Regions from separate parts of the Homo sapiens genome. Here regions 1, 2, 3, 5, 6 and 7 are each linked to region 4. The links are chromatin loops, found by intact Hi-C in ENCODE. Cell type or tissue: GM12878. All regions are shown on one strand. Region 1 has its middle 160 kb from the start of ZNF385D-AS2. Region 2 has its middle 550 kb from the start of SGO1. Region 3 overlaps ZNF385D (zinc finger protein 385D). Region 4 holds the start of LOC101927829 (a long non-coding RNA gene). Region 5 has its middle 64 kb from the start of ZNF385D-AS2. Region 6 has its middle 490 kb from the start of SGO1. Region 7 has its middle 330 kb from the start of SGO1.

Region 1 (4,000 bases), 1.8 Mb before region 4:
AGGGAATCCTGTGACACAAAATCTACTGGAGAGATAGTAAAACAGCATATCTTCCAATCTACCACTGCCTAAGAGGCTCCAGCAACCTGTCCTGCACAGTGGCTGAAGTAACCATAAGCTAGCTATAAAAGCAGAGCAAATGATCAAAACCTATTTTGGGAGAGACAGTGACTCAAAACAGAGCAACTCTAAGAAGCTAGAGGAGAAGGCCATTATGGAATCAAAACCAGTTGAAAAAGTAGAGGATAGAGCAATAAAAGGTGATAAGAATTATTAATAAATCATTTAAGCATTCACAAACAAAAGCATATTCCCCCCAACAAATTATGTCTAAATATAACATTTTAAGATTAAAATAGTAGTAAATTAGTCTAGACTGCATTTCAGTTTATATGACAAGAAGATATGATTTTACAGATTTGGCCTCGGACATAAGTCAATGCCTTGTATTTTTATTTAACATTTCTTTTGACTAATTTTATAGTAATGAAGATGTTGATTTATATTCTTAATCCATGTTAAGTAGCTGACAAGGTATTTTTTCTATATTAAGTTCCAAGCAGATTCCTTCTGAAGCCAGTGCCAATGGCAAAGTTCATCAGGCGGGTGGTATTCTTGGCAGCACCACAGGACGTCCTATCCCTGGGCTTTGTAGCCCCTGTAGAACAGTTAATCTGGACTTGATTCCTTTATATTTAAGATAATTAATATTCAATTTTTTAGAATTAGGTAATCCCTGAAAAAACAGTACAATAGCAGGTGATAGTTTCTTATGTCTCTGATCATATTCCATGTTAAAAACTAAAAATTTTTCAGTCTGGTCGATAATGTTATAAGACTTGCAAATGTTTCTAAAAACTTTTATCTACAAAGCAGTAATGGAAAGTACATGTGAAATGCTCAAATTTGTATGTATGAAATGAATTAAGAAACAGTGTTAAAATAGTGCTTACATCATGTTCCTAAGGCCTGTGAAATTCTAAACCCAGAACTATGACTGTTAACAGAAGAGGTGCTAGGTCAGATCAAGGATATCAGGCTTCAGAGACAAAACAGCTATCTGCTCTTTGTTTGTCTTAACCATCGAGAGGCTGTTCTTCCACACCAACATGAATGAATTTCCCTAACCTCTTACCGATATCATTGGGAAAAAAAAGTTGAATTGCTTAATTCAAAATACTAGAAGTATACCTAATGGTGTAATTTACATGTGGGCAATCATTTTAAAATGTCTTATCTAGGCAACACCCTTTGGAGATGTACAGTCTACAACCTGTAAAACTATATGCAGCAACCATGTTTTCACTCCCTCCCTCACCTCACAAATGCAATCTCAGATGTTAAGCATCATGCTTGGATTTCTACTTATATTTATATTTACAGTTTTCTAAGATTTCTTACTTTTTGTTCCATGAAGAAATTTATCAATCATGGCAAAACAATTTATGGTTTGGAGGGATTACCAAACTAAAGTTATTTTCTCTATGGCAGTCACCTGAGACTACTAAACTCAGGGAAATAATGGCATACTTTAGAACAATGGGATTTTGGAATAAGAGAGACATTAGCAATTCCATAGTTCACAATTCTATAAGTAAAGTACGCTTCATTTATTTTACTTCATAATTATTTAAAGTACCTGTGTCTAAACATTTTATGACATTTCATAAAAGCGATATTCTGCATAAAAATACTTATTTAATTGTGCGTCTGTTACAAATCACAGGTTTTATTTAAACAAAGTTCATTTTGTTGACCCTTTTTAAGTTGACTTTATTCTTCTTGTTACTTCTGTAATATCCATGAGAGGGCAGTAGAGTACCATGTTCAGATGTTAAGAAATTGTGCCACATGAAATTACGTTTTTAAAATCCACAAATCCTTTAAATGATTGTTACGATTATATTAGATAAAAAGATTTCTACCTTTGTCATCTAAATGCTGTAATATAGAAAAGTGAATATTTTTCTTAATTTCTTCTTTTATTGGGAATAATGGACATCCTTTCATGTAAATACTTTTTAATCATTATTAATAATCAATGGTAATATTACCAGTAATGTTGATCAAGTTAGAAATTTGTAACCATTAAGTTTATTTAAAAGTAAATATCTAAAATATTCAATTTAAGTCTAATTTAAAGTTAAAAGAATATCATTTTTTTTGTAAAAAAAAAATAGTGGAATAAATCAGTGTGAATTCAGATACCTTTCCTATTTAACCTGTTATTTAATCATTTCATGCCAATTTTGGTTGAACAAGATGCCTATTCCCTGTCTTTTCCTCCTCAAGCCAGAGAGATAAGCCTGTTCTTAATTTCAAAATCATAAGTCGTGTAACCATTCCCCATAATTTAGTTAGCTCACAACTAACACTCATACGAAACAGGTTTACTCATTCAGTTTCAGAGAACCCATTTTGCAACCTGCTTATCTTGGAAGGAACATTAAGAAGTTATATTGCTCAAAGTATATTGCTCTGAGTTCCTATTTAATCCCCTAGGGAGCCCAAATCCTATGAGAGCCAAAGCACACTTCTACTTGTAATAATTTAAAATATTTACATAAGCTCCATATTGCTGGATTTTTCTGTTTGTTAACATAAGTATGTTTTAGATACCATGACATAAAGCCTCACCAGTGGGAACTCCTAAAGCCTGGCATCTCAAAGCCTGAATTTGGGGTCAGTTTGAATTCTTTCCATGCCTCTAACAGATATACCATCCTGGACAATTTATTTAACTTTCCTAAGCTATTTTCCTAATTTGTTGAAAGAGGGTAACAAATTTTAACCATTGTATAGGGTGGTTATGATGGCCAAATGACCTAAACACTTAGTAAAGTGACTAGCACATGGTGACAACTCAGTGTTTTCATTATAAGTTTTAGTGTTACAGACAATTTCTATAAAGAGCTTATCAGAAATAGCCTTATAAACCTTTCATCATATTTATAAAAACTGTAATTTTGAGGATATTGTCACTATATATGCTAGGCTTTGTGGAATAAATGTGTCTCTAAATTTTGCATTACATTTAAGGTTAGACTGACAAATTTTGGTTTTATCTGATAATCTCTTCAAATCAACTATGTGTGATGGTTCTGTCTTTGCATTAGTTGTTAGAAAGCTTACATTCAAATGTTGCCTCAGTTCTAAGAAATTTTGTGTAATTTCGTCTCTCACATTTCTTTATATCTTCTCCTTTCTATACATTTTCTCTTTTTTCTGTTTTCTTCACCCACTTTTACTACATTTTATTGTGTACATTTTTGCAGGATGCCTTAAATTCCTTCTTTCCTTTAGAGAATGTTACAGAATGCATTCATTCATGCAGGTAATGAACAAAATAATCTGAGTAGTTCTTGAATTGGAGCAATCTTCTTAATTTAATGGAAAAAAGGAGTATGTTGACTGCTGAATGTGTTACTCCATGGGTTTCAGTAAATGTGACTTCAATAAAAAGTGTTATTTGGTGTTAAGTGTCAAATGTAGACATCCGGGAAATCTATATAAAATAGATTCAGGAGAGAATACAAAGAAAAATTTATAACTTGAGAGCTTTTTTCTAAAAGCTCTCTAATTTTAAATACATATTATTATAAAAATTCACTGATTTATAAAGATTATTATCCTACCGTAGCATGGTTAAAATCATACTTATGTGTAAATATTGATAGTTTCCAAAGCTTGAACTTTTTATATGAACACAGGAAAATACAGGAGTTAATTCTGCTTCTGAGATGTAAAAGTTTATCCCCAGTAGGTCATTATTTAGCTTCCAGCTTCAGTTTGGAAGTGGTCGTGGCTGCAACCTCGGACAGCTTTTGGTATAGGCATCAGCTCGCTTTAAAGTATTGACAAGATCAAAAATTGCAAAGATAGTTTTATTTTAAGGAAACAAAAACCTGTTTTCTTAGTAGGTTAAACCTTCCTGCTAGCGGTTTTTCCTGATGATGATTAAATCACCAAAGTGCTTCAGAGGTCATATGACTAAAGCTGT
Region 2 (4,000 bases), 390 kb before region 4:
CTTTTATATTCCTTATTTGTGTTTCTGTTTGGATACATTCTATTGACCTGCCTTTCAAGTTCACTTATCCCACCCTCTAGACTGCTGTTATGTTGCTCCATCTGATAAATTTTTTATTTTTCACCGTTTTGTTTAAATTCTAGCATTTTCTTTTCATTCTTTTTTATAGTTTTCATCTCTCTGGAGAAATACTTCATATCTTCGTGCATGATGTTAATCTCTTCCAGCAGACCCCATCAAAGCTGTGTTAAAGTTCCTCTCTAATAATTACCATGTCTGAGCGATCTCCCTATCTATTTATCTTTGCTATTTCCTATTTACTATTTAACATAAATCACATTTTCTTCATTTTTTAAATGTCTTATGGTTTTTTATTTTATAATGTAACTTTTGTATAAAATGACATTAGAGACTGAACTGAATAATATTCACCTCCAGAAACGGGCACACCCTTTCTTCCGTCAGGCTGCTGAGTCAATCTTATCTGTACTTGAGCTGAATCTGGTTTTTCTTGCAGCAATAGTATAATATTTTAAAGGTGGGATCAGGATTTTTTCTTTTTGCAAGGAACTGGTGATATTACAGACAGCTCTTATTCTTTGACAGAATTCCAAACAATGGAAAATCTTCTGCTTGACAGCCAGATTGCCAGCTTCTGGAGCTTTGTGGAAGTCACTTTACTCTTCATTCCTGCCCTCAGTTTTCTGCTTCACAGAAAATCTTTCTCAGACCTTCTGCTCTTCAGTCTTCAGACAAGTGCCCCAGATGGATTTCTCTTAGCTTTACTATCACGTATCCAGCCTCTACAGTACGGTGGGCTGTGCCCTGGCCTGCACAGAACAGGCCATACACAGAGATCCGGCATGCCTCAGCAGGGGTCTCTCTCAGCTTTTCTTCTTTATCTCCAGCCTTTAGCTTACTACCTGTATACTTACAAACACTCGTTGAAAACTGTTGGCCAGTTGATGTAGACCTGCTGTATGACTAGACTCCTCAGAATTCTAATCTGACATGCCATGTGGCCAATGGAAGTCTGTTGAAAGTTAATCTGACTTAAGCTCTTATGGACATCTATATCATATTCTTCCTCTTCCCTTGTACTTCTGGTTTTAAGAACAACTATGAGCCTTTGCTTTCCTCATTACTTTCTGAAATTTAATTAATTTATGTTCCTTTATATCTGAAGCTTCTGATGACTTTTTTTAATCAGTGATTTTGGTAGCTTACCTAGTTTGTTTTGGTTTGTATGAAAGGGATAGTGTTTTGCAATTTTGTTCATTACAGTCAGATATGAAAATCCTACCTCTTCTTTGACGCACTGTGTACTCTTGGCTTCTAGGATGCCACGCAATTTCAATTTTCTTTTTACCTGAGTAGTTGTTCACTCTCAGTGTCTACTGCTTATTCCTTCTCTCCTTTCTGTTTTCTTTTTATTTGTTCACGTTTTGTTTGTTTTGTTTTGAGACGGAGTCTCACCCTGTCACCGAGGCTGGAGTGCAATGGCGTAATCTTGGCTCACTGCAACCTCCACCTCCAGCTCCAGGTTCAAGCGATTCTCCTGCCTCAGCCTCCTGAGTAGCTGGGATTACAGGCGCACACCACCATGCCTGGCTAATTTTTTGTATCTTTAGTAGAGATGGGGTTTCACCATGTTGGCCAGGCTTGTCTCGAACTCCTGACCTCGTGATCCACCCGCCTCAGCCTCCCAAAGTGTGGGATTACAGGCGTGAGCCACTGCGCCCGGCCTCCTTTCCAATTTTCAAATGTTAGAGTATTTAGAGGTTTGGTCCCTTTGTTGTACTTGATTTTCTATTTACACTTACTCCCTACATGATCCCATTCAGTCTCAGGGCTTTAATATTCCATCTACATCCCCCAAAATACCAAATGTAAAACTCTAGCCCATATTTTGTTCTCAAATTCTAGACTTGTACACCAACTGTGTACCAACACATACACACTTGTATATACACTAAATGTCTCAAATTCAACATCTTCAAATACTGCACTCCTCATCTTTCTCCCTCCCCTGAAACATCTTATACTCACAGCCTTCTTCATTTCAGTGGATGATAATCATCGAAATTGTCCAGGCCAATTGCGTTGGAGTCCCCCTTGACTTCTCTGTGTCTCTTATGCTTCATACTCAATTCATCAGAAAATCTTGTTGACTCTAATTTTAAACATGTCTATCATCTGCATGCTTCTCCCCATCTGCCTGCTATTTCTCTTATCGAAGGCACCATTATCACATTAAGGAGTTATTAAAGTAGTTGCCTAACTGATTTTTCTTTTATCTCTCTGTAGGTTATCTTCAACATATTATCCAGAGTGTCCAGAGTGATCTTTTAAAATGTAAGTCAAATATTGTTTTCTGCCCCAAAGCACCAATAATCCTTGTTCACTCAGAGTAAATGCCAAAGTCCTTATAAGGGCCAACAAATGCCTACATGATTTGGCCTCTGGTTCTCTATCTTGTCTCCTACAACTTTTTTTCTCTCTCCCTCTCTTCGCTCCAAGCTCATTGACCTTTTTGCTTTTCATTGCTCCCATTTTAAGCCTTTGTTGAAGCTATTGCTTTTATTGAAATGCTCTTTCCCAGATATTTGCCTGATTAACTCTATTTGTCTTCATTTATTCAATACTCTTCTTTTCAGTGAAGTCTACTCTAACCAATTCACATAATACTCAGTGAGAATGTCTCAGCATTCTCACTTTTTCTTTCCTGTTCTTTTAAAATTATTTTTCTATAATATTTACTGGTTGTAATTATGACACAATTTTCTTAATTGTGTTTTTAAAAAATTTTCTGTAGCCTTTTACAAGAAGTTAAGTTTTATGACATCCGGTATTCTTGTATGTTTTGTTTATGTAATACCACATTGCCAAAAACAGTGCCGGGTGTATCACAGGTATGGATAGCTAGAAGATCTTGATTATTATTAAGAGATTGGGAAATCTGTTAATTCAGAACTATCTCCTTCATAAGGAATTAAATTTGAGTGTAATTATTTTCCCTATTAAACAGGATAAAATATTATTACATAATGAATACTTTAATTATGTTTGATTAAAAAACTCACACAATTTTCTAGTACATACAGACTCATGTGGTAAATAGAAATAACTTGAGAAGCTATTTTGTATAATGTCCAAAGTTGTTTAAATTGGATTATGGCCTCTCTAATGAGAAAAAAAAGGTATTAGAGCACAAAAATTGTTCTGAAAAAAGGTTGGAATTCTCAGTCAAGACATTGTTAGATTGGAATACTGATAGATTTTCTTCCATCAAACCTGTAGACTACTAGAGATTATCTGGCTCCTATGTGTCCACAAGTCACACTTCTATAATACAGCTTATATATTCCTAATAGAATCTTAACCACAATAAATAACCATTAGCTGCATTTATTAGATGAGGCACCATATGGAAGGTAAGGAATTGGAAAGAATATGAGATTTTTGTCACAGATATCAAAATCTATACCCATCACTTACCATCTATATGACCTAGAGTAAGTTATTTAAACTCAATCTAACTCAGTTTGCTTCTCTGTAAAATGGGGATGTTAATATCTACCTTACAAAAATGTCATGAGAAATGAATGAAATATCTCCTGTTAGAGTTGTAGTTACATAATAAATGGCAGTTCCCAACAGAAGATACAGGCTTGATAAGTAACAGCTATTGCCTTTGTGTTTATAGTCAACTATAAGTATACAGTATTTGCTAACATACATAATAGCATACATATCTGTTCATATCATGTTCAATGCCATGTTAATAGGGTAAATACCAAAGCTATTTAAAATTTCCAAACAAGGAAACGATTGTTGTAAACCTTCTCTTATCTGAAAACATGGATTGAGAGTAGTAAAACTCTCCAAAACATTAAGGTATACCTTAGTAGAGAAATTAGGAAAGTCAGCTCAGAATGGCTTGAGATTAGAAATAGGCTTCAGTAAAATGCAAGAGCAAGATTTTGACTGTTGGCAAATC
Region 3 (4,000 bases), 1.1 Mb before region 4:
AGTAGAATAGAAGTTCTTCAAGAATATGTATCTTGTTCATAGCTATTTTCCTAATGCTTTGCATGGTCCTAGCCAGTTTAAAAAAAAGTATGATATGAATAGTCATCATACAAATATATGAGTGAATCAATGAACAAATAAACATTCTATCAAATAGAGCACTCTAGATATTTTCCTGACTTTGGAGGAATTCTAATACAGGCTATGTGATTGGTTGCTAGGAATATTTTGGAGCAACTTCCAGCTCTGGATTGTGGTCGTACTAGATGTGACCTAATGTCTGTCCCAATGCCCAGATTCTTTCATTTTTATATTTTACATTTGAACTTTCCTGATCATTAAAGCCTTTTGCTTTTTACTTCCCAGCAGATAGGAAATTCAGTCAAGATGTTTGTTGTTGCAAAACCACAAAGAAATATTGCAAGCATTTTTTTAGCCCTACCTGTTTGCAAGCACATTTATCATCTTTTGATAACATGGCATCCTATTCAGAGAAATGGACAGTATGCACTTTGTAATCAGGATGGAGGCTGTGATATGACTGATGTGAGCCTTTATCAGGTATCATTGTCAAATTTGAGTCTCTGAATGAAATGTGTGTGTTTGAAAGGCCAGCACTTGGGTTTATGAGACTTGGCTCCTTTTCTTCATATGTAGTTATAAATTAATGCGTACAGTGATACCTCATTTCAAGTTGGGTGCTCATATGCATGCATGACTCAATCTTGATCATCAGTCAGATTAGCCTCATTATTCACTGAGCATCACTTCCACTCAGCTGGTCATCGGCTGAATTTGTGACTCTCTAGATAAATTGTTTCAATCTCTCTGCTAAGCCAGTTTTCAGAGACGGCCAACTTCTAAATTGGCAGCTATAAAAATCATCAGCTGGTGACCCAATCCTAACACAGGATCCTGTGTTAGGTAGGTGTTTTAAGATAATTCATTGCTATCAAGGAGCTTTCAGTCTTGCTTAGTAGAGAAAACTGAAATGTAAATACTGTGAGGTGTGCCTAAAAGTACAGGCAAAAGGGGTGGTACAGATGTGGTGATGGTGGTAGTGGGATTCAGATAAAGGGTTTTTTTTTGGGAAAAGAAGATGAGATTTGGACTCAGACATTAGGTTTCTAATCTCAGCTGTACCATTTAATTTTCTTCATCTGTCAAGTAACAAATCATAGGGAGGATGATCAATAATGCAATTAAGGCCTCTAACATAAGGCCTGCCACATAGTAGGTGTTCTGAAATGATAGAAAGTTACTGTTACTATTTATTATGATCATTATTATTAATGTGAATTAGAATTTTGAGGCAGAGGTGGAATATCCCACTTCTCTGTAATCCTCACAGATGGGAAAAATGGTGAAAGGAGGAATCAAAGAGATGTTATCTATATTAAAAAAACATAGAGGAAGATGATAGCTAACCTAGCAAGAGCAGAAATGATGGTATAGCAGAAAAGAGTGCCAAGGCATTCCAGGTCCCTTGATGTGCCAGAAAGGTAAGAATCAATGATGCCTAATGGGCATTTGCCACCACCAGCTGGCAGTTTAGGACAATTCAAGTTGTCTTCTCAAGTCGGCTCCAGTATTTAGTAGAGCTTGCCCTTCATAATAACATAAGTGTCTCTCTAATGTTTGCATTAGGACCCATCTCCAGCTTTATCAAGTAAGTGAGCCTGTGGATCAGGATAAGCATTTTTTTAGAAGGCATCTTCCTGAGCCAGCTGATCATGTAACACTGTGGCTCAGAAACACGTACATGTGAAATAAACCTTGACGTGTTTCTAGCAAATAATTCAGTTTAAACTTAGGACATGGAAAGTTTCTGGTTCAAAAGAAAATGGAGTAAACTCATTTCACCTTATTTCTCCTGCATTAATTATGAATATAAAGTCTGGACAGAACACATAAGCCAAGCATTAGGAGACTTTGAAGAAAGAGAAGTAGGGAGAGAGGTAGGACTGTCTAGCAGCCTCAAGACTTACAGGATGACTCAGTGATAAGTTCCCCATTTTTGGTTTGTTTCCTTTATTTTGTTTTGTTTGCCTCCTATATATGCCGGTCTGGGCACAGGAGCAGTCTGCAAGCTAGAAGTACCAATGGGTTCAGACAAAATAGTCCCAAGACAAGTCTGCTCTTTTCAGTCATATTCTAAACTTGGAAGAGACAGCCTTGTAGGATGGGACTCTTTTGATTATACCCACTGTATTCCAGGAGAGCATCTCAAACCTACCACACCTCTCCCTCTCCTCCCTGACACTTCAGAATCTGGATCAAAGAGTCCTGCTATTTGTGCTCAGCACTAATGCAAGCAGAGGCAGTCCCCCCTCCAAAGGGCACTGGTAAAACTGCAGGGCAGGACACTCTTGACCATTCCCATCTTGTGACAATGGATCTAGACCCTTTACATATCCTTCTTTATAAGCTGGCATGATGTTAACCTTTGTCAGCAGGGGGCACTGGAGAGACATCGCAGGAGGAAGAGGTCTGTCTTCTTGGTCTTGGATGTTCACTGACCAGACTCCTGCGGTGCAGATAGCTTCTTCGAAAGATGCCCAGCTTGTGCAGTGCATGGTGTCCAGAAATGCCCACAGACTAGTGGCCTCTCTCAACACACCCCTAAAGCAGTTTTGTAACATTGTGCCTCTAGTGAGACATTTTCCTATGAACCACTTCTACTGGCACCCTAGAGGGTTAGCAAGTTCCACCTGTGATGCCTCATGGCAACCTCTCTACCATTCAGTGAGCCACGGTCAAACCGTGTCCAACAAGGTCTAGAGCTCAGCCCTGGGAAGGGTGAGCTCTTTTCTCTAAGCACATTATTTCAGCCCTAGGTAGGCATGACTGCTCCTTATATCTGCTATTCATATATTATTTGGAGATGTCTTTATTTCTTACTATACAATCGTCATTAAGCAATCCCTTGTTACAGTTAACATTAAATTTCCCCTGTCCAAATTACGATGCCAGTTTCTCTTTTTTGATTGGACCCTGACTGACAAAGAATGATGCCAATAGCATGATCCGTAAGAGAAAAAAAAAGATAAATTGGATTTCATCAAAATTAAAAACTTATGGTCTGCAAAAAAGAAATATTAGTCCAGGAGAAAATTTTTTAATTCACATATCTGGAAAAGATGTTATATCTAGAATATATAAAAAGTACTTTAAACTTGACAGCAAGAAAACAAATAATCCACTTAGAAAATAGACGAAAGCCATGAGCAGACATTTTGTCAAATAATGCACAGATGGTACAATGAAAAGCACATAAAAAGATATTCCACATTATTAGCTATCAGGGAAATGCAAATCAGCACATTATAAGATACCTCTACACACCTATTAGAATGTGTAAAATAAATAACAAATCCCATCAATGCTAAGTTCTGATAAGGATGTAGAGCATCAGGGAGTTTTATACATTGCTGGTGAGAAAGAATTTGGCATTTTCTTGTAAAAGTAAACATATACTTGCCATATGACCCAGCAATCTTACTGCTGGGTATTTACTCCAGACATTTATAACAGTTCTGTTAATCCTCACATACAGTAGAAACAACCTGTCTTTCATTGGGCAAGTGGATTAACAAACTGTGATACAGAGATACAGTGGGATACCACTCAGCAGTAAAGAGGAATAAACTATTGATATGTATAATTTGGATAGATCTCAAGGACATTATGGTGAGTGAACAAAACCAATCTCAAAGTGATCCATCTTTTACTATTCCACTTATGTGACATTCTCCAAATTACATTGAAGACATAGCATAGTTCCCAGGATTTAGGGTTGGAGGTAAGCTATGACTTTAATGGGGTAGTACAAATAACTATTTTTTGGAGCAATATAGCAGTCTATTCCTGATCATGATGATGATTACAAGAATCTACACATGTGATAAAATTTCATAGAAATGTATATTTAAACAAGATTACATGTTAAAGCTGGTAAAATGTGAATATAATCTCTAGTTTTTAATAATACTGTCTAATG
Region 4 (4,000 bases):
AAAATCAAACCTTAGATATAAGACCAAGTTATACTATCTTATTCTCTCAGCAAATCCTTAATATGTTTCTTCTCTGTGCCAGGTGTTAGTTAAGCTCAGGTGATACAAAGTTGAATGAGATAGCACCCCTGCCTTCTTTGTCCCAGCTCATAGTTTAATGACATAATCAGGTGGTCACAATACAGTGTAATACAGTGCTGTGACAGAGAGAGAAGCTACAGACTGAGGGCACACAGGGCCAGGGCTCCTAACCCACCTAAGGCAAAGGGTAAGGCAGGGGACATCAGGGAAAACTATTAAAGAAGGAGGCATCCTGAGAGCTGGGATTGTATTTTTTATTTATGGTTTTATTTTTTACCTTTGTATTTTGATGTAATTTCAGGCTAACAAAAGTTGCAAGAACACTACAAAGAATTCTCATATGCCCTTTAACCAGATGTACTAAATGCTATTATATCAAATATGCTTACATACAGATATGCACATACACGCACAAACACACACACACAAATATACATTTCTTTTTTCAAAAAAAATTTGGGGCTGGGCGCGGTGGCTCATGCCTGTAATCCCAGCACTTTGGGAGGCTGAGGTGGGTGGATCACTTGAAGTCCTGACTAGGAGTTCCAGCCAGCCTAGTCAAATGGTGAAACCCCGTTTCTATCAAAAATACAAAAATTAGCTGGGAATGGCGGTGCACGCCTGTAATCCCAGCTACTTGGGTGGCTGAGACAGGAGAATCCCTTGAACCCAGGGTGTGGAGGCTACAGTGAGCCAAGATCGTACCACTGCACTCCAGCCTGGGCAACAGAGACTCTGTCTAAAAAAAAAAAAAAAAAAAAAAAAAAAAAAAATTGAGAGTAACTTACAGAAATTATGATGCCCCATTTACTCTTGAAGATTCTGGTGTATATTTCCTAAAAGCAAGGACATTCTCTTCTGTAGCCTACAAGTAACAAAATCAGGTAATCAATACTGATACAATACTACGATCTTATCTACAGACCTTATTCAAATTTCACCAATTGTCCCAATGTGTACTCTACAGCAGAAGAAATCCCCAGCTCATATGCTGCATTCAGCTTTCATGTGTCTTTAGTATCCTACAATCTGGAACAGTTTCAGATTCTTTCTTTGTCTTTCATGACCTTGTAATTTTTAAAGTGCAGAGTCTAGTTATTTAGTAGAATGTCCCTGAATTTACGCTGGGCACAGTGGCTCACGCCTGTAATCCCAGCACTTTGGGAGGCCGAGACGAGCGGACGACCTAAGGTCGGGAGTTCGAGACCAGCCTGACCAACATGGAGAAACCCCGTCTCTACTAAAAATACAAAATAAGCCGGGCGTGGTGGCACACACCTGTAATCCCAGCTACTCGGGAGGCTGAGGCAGGAGAATCACTTGAACCCAGGAGGTGGAGGTTGTGGTGAGCCGAGATTGTGCCATTGCACTCCAGCCTGGGCAACAAGAGCAAAACTCTGTCTCTCAAAAAAAAAAAAAAAAAAAAAATGTCCCTGAATTTAGTAGAATGTCTCTGGTTTGGAACTACTCTAAACTGTTTCTCGCGGTTAGATTTGGCATAAGCATTTTTGGCAGAAATATCACGAAGGTATGTTGCGCTTTTTGAGATGAGTTTCAAAGAGTGAAGAGGAATCAGCCCACATAACCTATTGCCATATTAATTTATTTTTGCATTCAGACTTGGGAGGATGGAAGACAGAAGGCAAAGGGATAGCCTATAATACTATTAAATAATATTTATCAAGTAGTTACCAAGCACTGTTTGGAATGTGTTACATAAGTTAACTTCATCATCTTCGCAACACCCTTATGACATCCTCACCATGACTATGCTTTTCCCATTTTTCCAATGAGAAATAATCAGGCACAAAAAGATGATGAAGCTAGCGCATGGTGCAGCCAGTATTCAATTCCGGGCAGATTGACTCTTGCCCATTCTGTCAGAAGGGACTTAGTGAAAGCAAAACGCTTACCAAAAAAAAGGCTTGTGTCTTCAGAACGAGTTGGCTTGGAGGTGTGTAACTGGTCCAAGCAACTGGGTGTGGCTCTCCCGCCCTCTGCTGGCTGAATCCCTTATTGCATCCTTTTAACTGCTTTTTGCTCAATTGGATGGTGACTGCAGGGTAAAACCTCCATGTGAGCAACAATCACTGAAATTTCTGCAAAACTCCTGAGTTATGCCTGACCTATGAGAATGCATAAGAATTGGGCATTCCTTCCATTTTTCTTTTTTGTGTGCCTCAGTCCCCTACCACATTCTAAAGATTGGTCAGCAGAATAAATCCTAAGCCCTCTCTTCACCAACTTCTTTTATAAAACTTCCCAGGAGAATTTTTTTTTAACTATGACAAATTTGGAATCCACTGAAGCAGTGAGAAAGCTAACGTTGAATTAATCAGAATACAATCCCCAGACAAGACAATCATTACAGATGAGAAAACCTGTAGGAAGGATGTTTGTCCTTGAAAAATATTTGAAAAAGATCCAGTGTGAAGCAGTCATCTCACAGTAGGCTCCAAAGTGTCATATAAGACAAAATCACTAGGCAAATAAGATGAAGGAGAGGAAAAACTCCTTTGAATGAGTCATAAGTAGCCTCTATTTTCAATCAAAAATCCTTTCTCTTTCCAGGTAAAACCCTGTCCCTCTGAAATTCACAAACCCCTGGGGCTTCCACAAAATTCAATTGTTTTCTCTAGTAAGAGGAAGAAATGGACGTAAAATAAAACCAGAAGACAATGAATGGGCCTTAAAAGGATGGCACACTGATTCATTCCATACATGCCAGAAATGGACCTGGCAAAAGAAAAAGAGTGTGTTTAAATTCCCAAATGATAACCTGGGAGCAATTCTGTTCATTGTGCCTGATTGCAAATACAAATATACTAGTGGCCATTATTAAGCCACATCTAATGTCCCAGGGGAAAGAACTCTTTACTGAAATTTTGAGAACACTCACACTGAACACAAGAATCCCATCTAAGTATTTACTTGATAACTTCTAGATGCCTGTCTGTTTATCTGTCAGGTTGGGAGAGACACAAATACATTTGCATATGGCTACTACCAGGCTGAAGGCTGAAACCTTTGCCCCCAGATCAAATCAAATCAGTAGATAAATGTCCCATGGTAGGTGATTGAGCTAAGCAACGACTTCTTATTTATTTTAATGAAGTATCAAGATTTCCATGAAAAATTATCAGAACTTTATATGTATAATCCATCTGGAAACTAATCCCCTAAGCTATATTGTGGCATTATTGTCACAATAACACTGCATAACAACCAACCACGAAACATCAGCAGCATTCGACATTAAGCATTTATTGCTTACATGTCTGGAGTTGTCAACTACATGGCTCCGCTGATACTACTCTGGGGCTGATGAGACTGTGTCTTTCATCATGCAGAAGCTAGGCCAGTAACGTTCTCATAGCAGTGTTCTCAGCCAGACGACAGAAACATGCAATGCCTTCTTAGACCTAGGCTCAGAAATGTCATGCTGTCATTTCTGCTGCATTCTGTTGGGCAAAGCAATTCACAAGTAAGCCCAAATTCAAGGGAAAGAGACTCTATCTTTTCATTGAGAGAAAATGCAGCCACAGAGCAAAACATGTGCATACAGTGATGGGTAAAGAACTGAGGCCACAACTGTAATTTACTACAGGCCCAGAAAATCATTGAAATCCAATGGGTAACTCTCCACTTTCTCACATTTCACATATACCCTTCTCAATGGATGATCTACTAACAGTGGTCTCTAGGTTGTCCTGGAAATATTTAAGAAAGAAGAAATTCTTAAACCTTAAGGACTTTTGTTTCTGTGAGACCTGGAGCCCCCCAGCTAACTGAAGATGTTATACCAGAGCCTTTGGATAAGACATAAATTTCCATCTAGTGCTATCAGTTTCTCATTGCTCTCTTGTACAAAATTCATTCAAGAGCAGTCTAGAGTTTAAGAAAAAGCAGGAAATTTTCC
Region 5 (4,000 bases), 1.6 Mb before region 4:
GCTCTACGTTTCTTCTGAAAGGGTTGTAACACTGCAGTTATATGCTCACCTAAAACTTATTGCTGCTTGTAAGATTTAAACTCAGCAATATTGAAACCATTGCTGATCATTACTTAAATATATCAGTCATTTAAAATAGACATTTCAGATCTGTGGTTGCTAACTTAGCCACTGGAGGGAGCCCATATACCATGAATTTAGAGGATAATTACAACTCACAAACTATATTAAGTATAAATAATTACAAAGAAGGTCTTTAAACAAAATAAGGTGAGCTTTGCTGTTGTAAAGTCATAGCTATAACTAGTCTTTCAGCTGAAAATAAATAAAAGTGTGTTTTCATCACAAAGATAAATCATATTGCAAAAGAAAGGAAAGAGCAAATCAGAAAGAATTAGAAAGTTTAAAACTCAGGGATGTTTTTGGCTTCAAACATTTGCTCAAAAATTTTTCTTTGCATTTATGCCAATATAATATTTTAATCTTAATTTTTTAACAAATCGTGCTCTCCAAGAGGTAATATTACATGAATTGACTAAGTATAACATACTAGTTCTTAAGATAGTATTTGTGACAGTGGATTATTAACCTAATGGTCTCAATTTGTTTAACTTTAATTATTATAGAGGTAATACTGTTGTTTTTCTTGTTATGTTGTTCAAAGGAAAATAAATCAGAAATTATCTAGCTTAGTGCAATTTAAAAATACGTTTTGATATATATGACTATGCAAGTTTAAAAATTTAAGAGGTTTTAAGGAATGGAAAACATGTATCTAACTGCCTCGAGACACAGAAACAAGTATTCTATCATTGGATATTTTTGAACTTCCTAAGTCCAGGTGAAAGTTTTGAACATGTTAAAAGTTGTTTTTGTAAGTTATCTAAGGCAATGATTATGTTTAAATTGAGCTATACAACCTGTACAATGAAAATAATTTTCCGTTTGCAAGATAAAATTTAAAAACTAAATACAATTTCAAGTGATATTATTAAAAGTCTGCAGAGATGGTTGCCTTATTAGGGAACTAGAATTTACAACCATGGCTTTGATAAAATGTGGAATATCTCTTTTTTAATTCTCTGAGTTCTAAAATAGCTAGACTTGACGAGAGGGAAATTCTCCTTGTTGCCAATTCTCAATTTCCATGCAACTTTCAACCTTCAGAATACTGTTGGTACTCTGTCTTGGCATGGCTAGAATTTCAAATGAACTTCTAACGATAACTGATTTGAATGAGTTCAGGGGGAAAACATTCAATGAGCTAAATTATTTAAGGACACAATAAAGTGCTTAGAGGTTTATATTTCACATAAAGGCTAGTTAAGTAGCCTTTTAAAATATTATTTATGGAGATCATGACTCATCTTTGCATATCTCATGTGCTAATTCCCAGACCACAGACCAGTGCAGTAAAACAGCTCGATGACATGAGTGCCATTTAAGAATAAGCTGTCTGTGCAAGGCACTTTTTTGTTTGTTATTATTTTTTACCATGTTTTACATTTTGTGTCATACCTCCTTCCCTTCCATAAATGTGCAATTCATATTTGGAATGATGTGTATCTGTGCTAAAAGCAGATGTGGATGAGGTACGATGACAATCCAGTTTGTTCTGCCTTATGTCTACAATGCTTCTAATCTACCAATACTCTTCCACATCAACAATACCTGGAATTCTCACCATTTTAGATGAGAAACTTAAAGCTCTGAGAGGTTACGTGACTTACTTGATATCATGCAGGGAGTGTTACAGCCACCATTCAGGCTAGTCCTATTTACCTCTAAATTCTATTTTCTTCTCTTCTCCTATGTTTTTCAAGCTTTTCTGATTGGAGTTTATTGTAAAAATCACACTTTACATAGGACCAAATACATACACGCAATAGAAATTGTCCAAAAAATGCTTATTTTTACAATATGTCACTTACTCTGACATTCTGCATTCTATTCTATTCTATTTCATTTTGTAAAATATAAAACAAGTGGACTTTACAATCCACAATGCATGGTTTAAAAAATCACTAATCTGCATCTTATTTCTTGGCGTTATCTTGCACGTGAGTAAATAGTTTTTGGAAATTAACTTCAGAGGGCTATAGACCAATTGAGGTAAAAGAAGTAGAAAAACTGGTGGAGAGAGTGAATGTCTCTTAAATGTAATTAAATTTAATTTAAATTTAAAGTCTGTTAAAGACCTATGTTTAGCTCCTTTGCAAATAAATAGGACTTGTTTTGGTAGGAAACCAGTAAGTCTTAATCCTGATATTTCTTCAAGTGTATTTTGAGAAAAGTCATGCTTACATTAATGAGTTTTACCAAATCAGTAATGATAATAATAGTTTTAAATCTAATCAGAGCAAAGCACAAACAAGTCTATTTGGAGGAGCAAAATTGAGTTAAGGGTAAGAGCACACTTTGAAAATGATTTCTCTGGATTGTTGTATTCTTAGAGATATCTGGAGGAATTTATTTGGGCAAACCTGAGGCAGTCATTTGCTATTATTTCTCCTTCTAGGTTTCTGTGCTGAGCCAGCATATTCCTGGCACTGTAGCGCTTTCAAAGCTGTGCACTATAGAGGCTGAGAAATTCAGGCAAACATCCCTTTCACCTAAATTCTATATATTCAAATTTTTCCATCTCAATTATAAAAATAAGATTTCATTTGAGGTGTTTTAATTTCCATTGCTTGTAGTGATATTTTCATTCAGAATGCTTCCTATCCCACGAAGCAAGTATTGGGAGTTAATTTTTGAAGAAAAGTTTCAGTTGCCCTCGAAACAAACCAATATCATATAAACTACAGTTAAATTAAAATGGATATTTTGCATGAACACATGGAGACCAGTATCTTTGCTGCTGTTGATAATATTTCCTTGATTTAGTATTTGTGATCAGCTTGGTTCTCACTTTGAAAAAGCTATTAAGCAGACAGAGTGAAACTTTTCTAAATCACATCAATGACAGAAAATCCTATGGATTATTGAATTGGGGGAATTAGTATAAATTTAAAAGTAAGTGAAACTTACTGTGTCTTCAGAACTTTAAAAATATACCATTTAGGGATAATGACAATAGACTACCACCTCATTAATTAGTATCTCAGATTGTTAGAAAACGTCAAGGCCTCTCAGCCTAATTTCAAACTAATGTAACCACTTGTGTTAGAATATTAACTGGACATTTTCCACTGCTGTGACATCAAAGCATTCATTCCATCAATGAATATTTATTATTTCCTGTGTGCTGGATTCTAGTTTAATTGCCAGATACACACAAGTAAAACAGAAATAAACCCATGTCTTATATCATTTACCTCTGAGGAAAAAAGATAGTAAACAAATAACCATATAATGAGGTGTGTGACAATGATAAGGCCATTCAGAAAACCAACAGGATAAGGGGTTGAAAAATGAATGGTGTGGTCAGGATGGCTGGGCAGACATTTGAACTAGTCACGCATTACTTGAAAGCTGTGCTTTAAGGTATCAAAATGTATTTTTTTATATTTTTTTTACCTGTGATCTCAGTGTACTTCCTGGATAGCTCCTTGTTCATTCTATCCATTAGATAGATAATACTGACGATGAGAGTCTTAACAATGAAAACAGAACAATAATAACAATAACGAAATATCTGTTTATTGATTACCTTCTGCGTGTCAAGCAATAATTAGATAAACACTTTCCCTCTATCCTTTTATTTTCATAAAAATCTTATAGAGTATTACTTTAACCATTTTGCAAATGATGAAATTATAACTTCCTAGAAAACCTATAAATTTGCTGTACAACTATTGTCAAAGGTAAAATCCAAACCTGTATTAGTCCAGTTCCAAGTGGGTTTGCTTTTCTGCCATGCTGCTTTAAAAATTCACTTTCTCTTCTCCCACCTTGAAATTCTTAAATACTGTTGGAGACCAAAAACAAAATTATAAAAACAAAAATCGTACAACCAATGTGGTTTGAAACCACTGAAAGTTCATGGTGTCTGTTTTCC
Region 6 (4,000 bases), 330 kb before region 4:
CCAAGGAGGGCAGATCACGACGTCAAGAGATCAAGACCATCCTGGCCAACATGGTGAAACCCTGTCTCTACTAAAAATACAAAAATTAGCTGGGCATGGTGCCATGCACCTGTAGTCCCAGCTACTTGGGAGGCTGAGGCAAGAGAATCACTGGAACCTGGGAGGCAGAGGTTGCAGTGGGCTGAGATTGCACCACTGCATTCCGGCCTGGTGACAGAGCAAGACTCTATCTCCAAAAAAAAAAAGAAATACTGCTGATAATAGAGGTGGTGATACTGGTTGTCTCACGGCCTGAAAAGTTAGTTCAGGTCTCAGACCTCCCATTTTCTTTAATGACTCATTATGAACCTAGTAACACAGAAGCTTTGAACACTAAGAATGTTGTGGCAGAGGTTGGGTAGATGCTTATCAAATGTTTTTCTTCTCCCTGAGCACAGGGTTAAGCTATATTTCCTAGTCCTCTACCTCTAGGTAAGGCCAGTGTGACAATTTTGTGCCAATAAAATGTATTAGAAGTAATACATCACTTTGGGACCAGTGTAGTAGTAGCAGGCCAACTCTAAAGTTGTCTCCTGGAATGCCTTTCTCCCAATTTTGATTCCCTTATATTAATCTCTTCTCTTTAAATATGAGATTGTCTAGTGACTTTCTTCTACCCAATTAAATACATCAAAGTCACTTCCATGATTACATTATATAAGAGCATCATGTCCCTCTTGCTAGCAGATGCTCTCTCTCACCAAGTTTGTTGAAGTGAGCTGCCATGTTGGAAGAGCCTCATATGCAAGTAACTAATACCCTCAGTCCAACAGCCTTAAAGGAACTTAATTCTACCAACAGCCATGTAAGTGCAAGTGTGCTTGAATAAAGATGCTTTCTCATTTGGGCCTTCAGATGAGACTTCAGCTCTGGATGACAACCTAATTGCAGCCTTAAGACAGACTATGAAACAAAGGACCCATTCAAGTCATGCCCAGATTCTTGACCTATAGAAACGTGAGATTATAAACGTGTGTTGTTTCATCCTGATAAACTCTGGCATAACTCATTATGCAGGAAAAATTAATAAGGCAGCTAAAGGTGAATGGGCTTTATCATGTTCCCTCTTCCTTGACCCATCTGCTGACTAGACAACAAAATGACACCAGAGCAACCTTGATACTACAGGTTAGAGATGGTGGAGCCCCAGCATGAAAGAATGCTGGATCCCTGAAGGACTGGATAGAGCAAACCTTCCCTCCTACACCTTGACAATAAGAGAAATAAGTAAGCTGTTATTTGGTTAAGCCACTAATATTAGGGAATGTTTGTTGCAGCAGCTGGCTTCACTTGTCCTAAGAAACTTAAATCTAATGGAAGCTTAGGGCTTCTAGCCATGTGCTTATCAAGTATTTACTAAATGTAATTAAGATAGTAATATCTCTTATTAATACTTCATTTTCCTCTTTACAATCAAAAAGTTGTTCCCTGAAGGCCTCACATATTTCCATATCTTTGTTCTTTTGTTCCTCCTATTCCCTCTCCATCAAATACCCTCCTTACTACATTCTCTGCTTAGAGAGCTCTTACAAATTCTTGAGTGACTCTTTTTTTTTTTTTTTTTTTTTTTGAGACGGAGTTTCACTCTGTTGTCCAGGCTGGAGTGCAGTGGCATGATTTCGGCTCACTGCAAGCTCTGCCTCCCAGGTTCACGCCATTCTCCTACCTCAGCCTCCCGAGTAGCTGGGACTACAGGCGCCCACCACCATGCCCAGCTAACTTTTTTGTATTTTTTTTTTTTTAGTAGAGACGGGGTTTCACCGTGTTAGCCAGGATGGTCTTGATCTCGTGACCTCGTGATCCACCTGCCTTGGCCTCCCAAAGTGCTGGGATTACAGGCATGAGCCACCACGCCCAGCCTTGAGTGTCTCTTTAATGTCTACTCTGAAGCATCTACAACAGCTATGGGCAGAATCACATTTTACTCGCGCTAAAGCTATATGACTATTAAAAATAGCTTTAACATTTTCCTTATTAGTGTAACTTTTTGAAAGGAAAATTAGTAATATCTATCAACATTAAAATGTTGATAGATATCACTTAGTCTAACATTTCCACTGCTAAAAATTTATTTTAAGGATACAGAGTGTAAAGATACACATATTTAAGTATTTATTGCAGCAATGTTTATAATTGAAAAATAGTGAAACAACCTAAATACTCATTAATAGGAAACTGGTTATGGTGATTATGGTGGATCTATATGATTTATATATGCAGATAGGAAAAAATTTCCAAGATTAGTAAAATAAATACATTTAAAAACTAACAAAAATACATGTATGACTTTTCCTCTTTGTATAAAAGTGATATGCATACATATATATACACATATTCACCTGTATATACATGGAAATTATGAATGGATATACAATTAGTTGTACTTTGGAAAGGCAATGGAAGCAAAGTTAAGGATAATTTTTTATTGTTCTTATAACTTATAAAGTTTTAAAAATGTTTTAGGCAATAAAAATAAATGGCCATTATTTGGGACATTGTTGAATTAATTGTAACTTCTATATTGTATAATATTAAGAAATAATTAAAAAGAGTAAGTTAGGCCTTTGTAGTGGAATGGATAATGGCCACTTGATATCAGGTCCTAATACCTAAAACCTATATATAAAACTTTTTATGGGAAAACTTTGCATACGTGATTAAGATAAGGATCTCAAGATGAGGAGATCATACTGGATTATCCTGGTAGGCCCTACATGCAATCACATGTTTTCTTACAAGAGAGAGGCAGAGGGAGATTTGATAAAAACAGAAGAGGCAATGTGACTATGAAGGCAGAGATTGGAGTAATGCAGCCACAAGCCAAGGAATGCAAGTATACACAAGAAGCTGGAAGGAGCAAGCAACAGATTCTTTCTCCCCTAGAGCCTCCAGAGGGAGCACAGCTCTAACTACACCTTGATTTCAGCTCAGTGATGTTGATTTCAGATTTCTGGCCTCTACAACTGTGCAAGAATACATTTTTGTTGCTTTAAGCTTAATTTGTTGTAGCAGCATTGGGAAACTAACAGAGCCTTTATCATTTGATTTAGAGATTTTTTTGGCATATTGTAAGTGTGATAAGCAAGGCACAAATAAGGGAGGGAGGAAAAAAGAAGAAGAAGAAACCAAAGAGAAAACTGTAGAATAGTTCCTATGACACTAAACATTAAAACAATGTTTATGACTTAACCTCATTCCTTCAAAATTATGTATATATGTATTCACAAAGAGATTTGCAAATGGATTGTTATCAAAACAATAATGCTACTTATTTCATGGTGAAGGCAGGTGATTTTTAACTTCTTATATAATTTATTACAATAAGCATTAATTGTATAACCATAAAACAGTAAAAAAAGAGAAAAATGGAAAAAGTCTTTGTGAGGGTTGTCTTTGCCAAGGTAGCTTCAACAAGCATTCCTATTCACATGCTAATCCTTACAATGTGACATCAACACTCCCCCATTGAGAGGCGGAGTCCGTATTCTCTCTTCTTGAATCTGGAGGGTGTGTAAAAGAAGTCCAGCTACACTGAACCCACCATCCTGGAGATATTACATGGAGAAACCACATAAAGATAGAGATGCCCAAGGAACATCTAATATTCTAGTCCTAGTGATGAGTAGATAAAACAGCTTTCTGAGGGAAAAAAGAAGCCTTCATTTGTAGCATTTGCTTATGTGCATGGTCAATTTCAAGCTTCAACAATTGAAAGCTCATCTCACAAAATTCCTGAATGTTTAATAATTAGACCTTGTGAGTTGGTTCAAATTGGACCTACTGTCACCAAATTGAACTGGGATCTACTCACCCTGTGCAGTAAGGCCAAACATCCACATGGAGGTTTTGCAGTAGAAGAATGGAGGACTTTATTTACAGGACACCAAGCAAGGGGCATCAGGCAGCTCTCACTTAAGACTTCATCTCCCTGATGGCTTGCAAGCAAGAGTTTTTAAAGGCA
Region 7 (4,000 bases), 170 kb before region 4:
GTGCAACTTTAAATTGGAATATAGGGTAATATCTAGAGCAATCACTAAGAAAAATATTTTTAAAACATATACAAAGAAATATATGCACACTACAGATAAGGAAAAATGTAACACTAAAAATTATTTCAGTAACCCACAGAAAGGTAAGAAAAGAGAAAGAGAGAAACAAAAACAAGACAAACAAAACAATAAAGTGGCAGCCTTAAATCCAGACATCAAAAATTACATTAAATATGAAGGGCTTAAAGACACCAATTAAAATATAAATGCTTTATATTAAAAAAATTATCAGAATATAGTTCAAAATGACTCAGCTATCTGCTGTCTACAAGAAATTCATTTCAAATATACTGATATAAGTAGGTAAAAAGTAAATAGAAGAAAAATATATATACCATGAAAACAATCACAAAAAAGCTATATAGCTATATGAATAGCAGATAAAGTAGACTTCAGAGAAAAGAAAAAAAATTACTAAGTACAGAAAGGAACATGACATTATGATAAAAGACTTAATATACCCAAAAAAGACATGAAATCTTTAATGTATCAAACTTAAAAACTTCAACAATCAAGATAAAAAGGATGATAAGAAGACAACTTATAACTTTTGAGCAACTAATACATACTGCTAATAAGTGTTAGACCCTGATTCAAACACTTTACATCTATTATCTCATTTAATCTTCACCAAAAGAAAAGCAAATACATTATTATCTCCATTCTGCATATAACATAATTAAGGGCTCTAAAGAGTTTAAGCATCTTGCCCAAGGTTACACAGTTAGCAATCCTTAGGCCAAATTATTTTTACTCTTCGTTCTGCCTCCATCAAGGTTTGTCTCCAAACACTTCAAAAATAAACAGTGTGATCATCATATCTAACACTGCTGTCCAACATTTACTCTTCTTGGTCATAAAGACAGAGTATTTTTAGTGGTGAACAAACACTGGATTCTAAATAAGTCATAGGAATAAAGTGGCTCTAGAAAACATCAGTAAATACAAAAGAGCCTGGAGCAGGAAGCAGTTAATTATGGGAAAGCTGGAAGTAACATCATGGCCACAGTGACCTCAACAGTGTGAAGGCTGCCATATAAGTTTGGGAAAGCAGGGCCCTGTACAACTCCTGGGATTCCGTTAACATAGAGACTAAATTAGACTATCATATAAAAGGCACCACCTGGAATCACAATACACAGCATGCCCTGCCATTTATAGTATTTCTGACAGTAATTATACTGTCTGAAAGTAATAAAGTCTGCTAAGAAGCTCTTGGCATTCAGAGCACCCACCCACCTGGATCAGCAGTCTGAACTCCACTTCGCAGAGACTATAGTGAAGTGAGGACCTCCTTGCTCCATGCCCAGGCATATCTCCAGCATTGGAGCACCTGCTCACGTGGATTAGCAGCCTGAATCTCCCCACCCTTCCTGTGCAGAGATTGTGGTGCAGCAGGACCCTCTATGCTCCACGCCCAGGAAGATCTCCAGACATCTGGAACACCCATTCTTCTGCAACAGGAGTTTAGGCTGCCCCACCCTCATGCAGAGACTTGAAGCCAGAGATTTCCCCAGCTCCATGCCTATGCCCACTTCTGAAAACTTGGTGGCCACTCACTGGATCTCCTTCTTGGTGCTGGTGCTTGTGCCTGCCATCAGGGAACCTGTAGGCAGGCTTACCTAATCTGGCCCTGCCTATCTTCATCCTTTCCTACAGGGTTTATCAGGGAGCTCAGGCCACTGTTCACTTCACGGATCAGCCCATTGCCTGAGGCTGGCTCTCAACAGAGTCTCCCAGTAAAAAAAGATCCAGTATATACTCATCCACATTGGCCATAGCCAGTTCTTATCTGTAAGCGCCATCTACTGACCTATAGGTCAAACTGCACAGTCCAATATAAAACCTGCTGACAGAAGTGCATAGGACTGTAGAAGCAAAGCCAGAAGACTCTACCCAACACTCTCTACAGTCACACCCCATAGGCAAAGAGGAAAAGTGAAAGACAAAAAAAGGAAAGAAAGACACATGAAAATAATTACATAAATTGGAAGTGCCAGTGTCTCGAGATGACAAGGAAAAAGGGCAAGAGTTCTGTCATCATGAAAAACCTGAATATTGTGACACCACCAAAGAATCACATCAGCTCTGCAGCAGTGGTCCCTAAAGAAAATGAAAACTCAAAAATGACAGAAAATGTGAAGCATGGATTGCAAGAAAGCTTAATGAGATCCAAGACAGTTAAAAATCAACACAGAGAAACTTCTCAACAATTCAGGAAAAGAAGGAAGAGAGACGCATCTTAAAAAGAAATGCATCAGAGCTTCTGGAACTGAAAAAACTCAGAGCTTGAACTGGTTCTTCAAACTAGCACATTCAGTCAAAATTTTTTTGAAAATTTTAAAACAATGAAACTTAAGACTTACTGGCATACCTGTGAGAGAAGGAGAAAAAGTAAACAAACTGGAAAACATATTTAAGGCAATAATTCAAGAAAATTTATTTTATCTTGCTATAGAGATAGACATCCAAACACAAGAAATTAAGAGAATACCTGTGATATACAATGCAAAACAAACATCACAAAGGCATATAGATACCAGACTGTCCAAGGTCAAAGCTAAAGAAAAAATCTTAAAGGCAGCTAGAGAAAATGGTCAGATCGCATACAAAGCAAACCCCATCAGACTAACAATGATCTTTTCAGCAGAAACCTGACAGCCAGAAGAGACTAGAGGCCTATTTTCAGCATCCCTAAGGAAAAGAAATTCTAACCAAGAATTTCATTTCTCCCGAAAATAAGCTTCAAAAGAGAAGGAGAAATAAAATATTTTTCAGACAAGCGAATGCTAAGGGGATTCATTACCACTACGCCAGCCTCATAAGAGATTCTTAAGGCAGTTCTAAACACGGAAATGAAAGAAAGATACTTGCTACCACAAAAATAAATTTACGTACATAGTCCTATTATGGAAACAGAAAATAAAAAAAGATCAGGGGTCACCATTCTTATATCAGCCAAAACAGACTTTAAACCAAGAGTAAAAAAAGATAAAGAAATGTAATATATAATGATAAAGGATTCGATACAACAAGAAGACTTAACAATTCTAAATATATATGCACCAAACGTTGGATGACCCAGATTCATAAAACAAGTACTTTTAGACCTTCAAAAGTATTTACACAGCCACATAATAATAGTGTGGAATTTCAACATTCCACTGACAGAATTGGACAGATCATTGCGGCAGAAAACTGACAAGGAAACTCTGGACCTAAATTAAACACTTGCGCAATTGGACCTAATAGACATCTAAAAAGTAGCAAACACACCTACATCAAGAAGTTAGAAAGACCTCAATTTAACAATCTAATACTAGATCTAGAGCAATTTGAAAAACAAGAACAAAGTAACCCCAAAGCTAGCAGAAGAAAACAAATAACTATAATTGGAGCAAGACTGAACAAAATTGAAAGGCAAAAATTCATACAAAGGATCAAATAAAGCAAAAGTGGGTTCTCTGAAAGAATAAATAAACAAGATCAATTAACCATTAGCTAGATTAACACAGAAAAAATGAGAGAAAACCCAAACATGCAGAATCAGAAATAACGACTGATCTCACAGAAATATAAAGGATCCTCAGAAACTATTATGAACACCTCTGTCCACACAAATTAGAAAATCTAGAGGAAATGGACAAATTCCTGGAAACACACAACCTGCAAAGACTGAATTGAAAAGAACTTGAAACCCCGAACATATCAACATTGACTTCAGAAATTAAATCAGTAATAAAAAACCTACCAAAAATAATAAAGCCCTTGACGAGATGGATTCACAGCCAAAATATAGAGACATACAAAGAAGCGCTGGTAAGAATATTGCTGAAACTGTTCTAAAGAATTGTGAAGGAGGGACTCCACCCTAACTAATTCTGTGAAGCCAGAATTACCCTGATAGCAAAATCTGGCAAAGACACAATACAAAAAGAAA

The links. A loop is a pair of places that touch in the nucleus more often than their neighbours do. Peaks named below come from ENCODE experiments on the same cell type or tissue, not always from the same donor. Only the 100,000 strongest peaks of a DNase experiment are listed, where the experiment ranks them.
Region 1: it touches region 4 in a loop (8-fold over the local background); 39 of 110 quality-filtered maps call a loop at or near these places.
Region 2: it touches region 4 in a loop (2.2-fold over the local background); 15 of 110 quality-filtered maps call a loop at or near these places.
Region 3: a loop joins it to region 4, with 12 times the contacts of the local background. A loop is called at or near these places in 18 of 110 quality-filtered maps.
Region 5: a loop joins it to region 4, with 8 times the contacts of the local background. A loop is called at or near these places in 24 of 110 quality-filtered maps.
Region 6: a loop joins it to region 4, with 2.1 times the contacts of the local background. A loop is called at or near these places in 4 of 110 quality-filtered maps.
Region 7: a loop joins it to region 4, with 8 times the contacts of the local background. A loop is called at or near these places in 8 of 110 quality-filtered maps.

The regions. Positions count from the first base shown.
Region 1 is chr3:22,115,752-22,119,751 of GRCh38, reverse strand. It overlaps a transcript of ZNF385D not described here. Among named protein-coding and RNA genes, the nearest start is that of ZNF385D-AS2, 160 kb to the right of the region's middle. In GM12878, no CTCF peak of the experiment used is centred here; no DNase peak of the experiment used is centred here.
Region 2 is chr3:20,733,119-20,737,118 of GRCh38, reverse strand. No RefSeq gene overlaps it. Among named protein-coding and RNA genes, the nearest start is that of SGO1, 550 kb to the right of the region's middle. In GM12878, no CTCF peak of the experiment used is centred here; no DNase peak of the experiment used is centred here.
Region 3 is chr3:21,482,964-21,486,963 of GRCh38, reverse strand. All of the region lies in intron 4 of ZNF385D (zinc finger protein 385D), which reads left to right. Among named protein-coding and RNA genes, the nearest start is that of ZNF385D-AS1, 58 kb to the left of the region's middle. In GM12878, a CTCF peak has its summit at 2,459 (motif pointing right); a DNase peak (open chromatin) is centred at 2,443.
Region 4 is chr3:20,338,584-20,342,583 of GRCh38, reverse strand. LOC101927829 (a long non-coding RNA gene) reads right to left here and starts at 116. Exons shown (of 5, transcript NR_110814.1): 1 at 1-116. In GM12878, a CTCF peak has its summit at 2,072 (motif pointing left); a DNase peak (open chromatin) is centred at 2,096.
Region 5 is chr3:21,890,840-21,894,839 of GRCh38, reverse strand. It overlaps a transcript of ZNF385D not described here. Among named protein-coding and RNA genes, the nearest start is that of ZNF385D-AS2, 64 kb to the left of the region's middle. In GM12878, no CTCF peak of the experiment used is centred here; no DNase peak of the experiment used is centred here.
Region 6 is chr3:20,672,905-20,676,904 of GRCh38, reverse strand. No RefSeq gene overlaps it. Among named protein-coding and RNA genes, the nearest start is that of SGO1, 490 kb to the right of the region's middle. In GM12878, no CTCF peak of the experiment used is centred here; no DNase peak of the experiment used is centred here.
Region 7 is chr3:20,509,842-20,513,841 of GRCh38, reverse strand. No RefSeq gene overlaps it. Among named protein-coding and RNA genes, the nearest start is that of SGO1, 330 kb to the right of the region's middle. In GM12878, a CTCF peak has its summit at 1,867 (motif pointing left); a DNase peak (open chromatin) is centred at 1,872.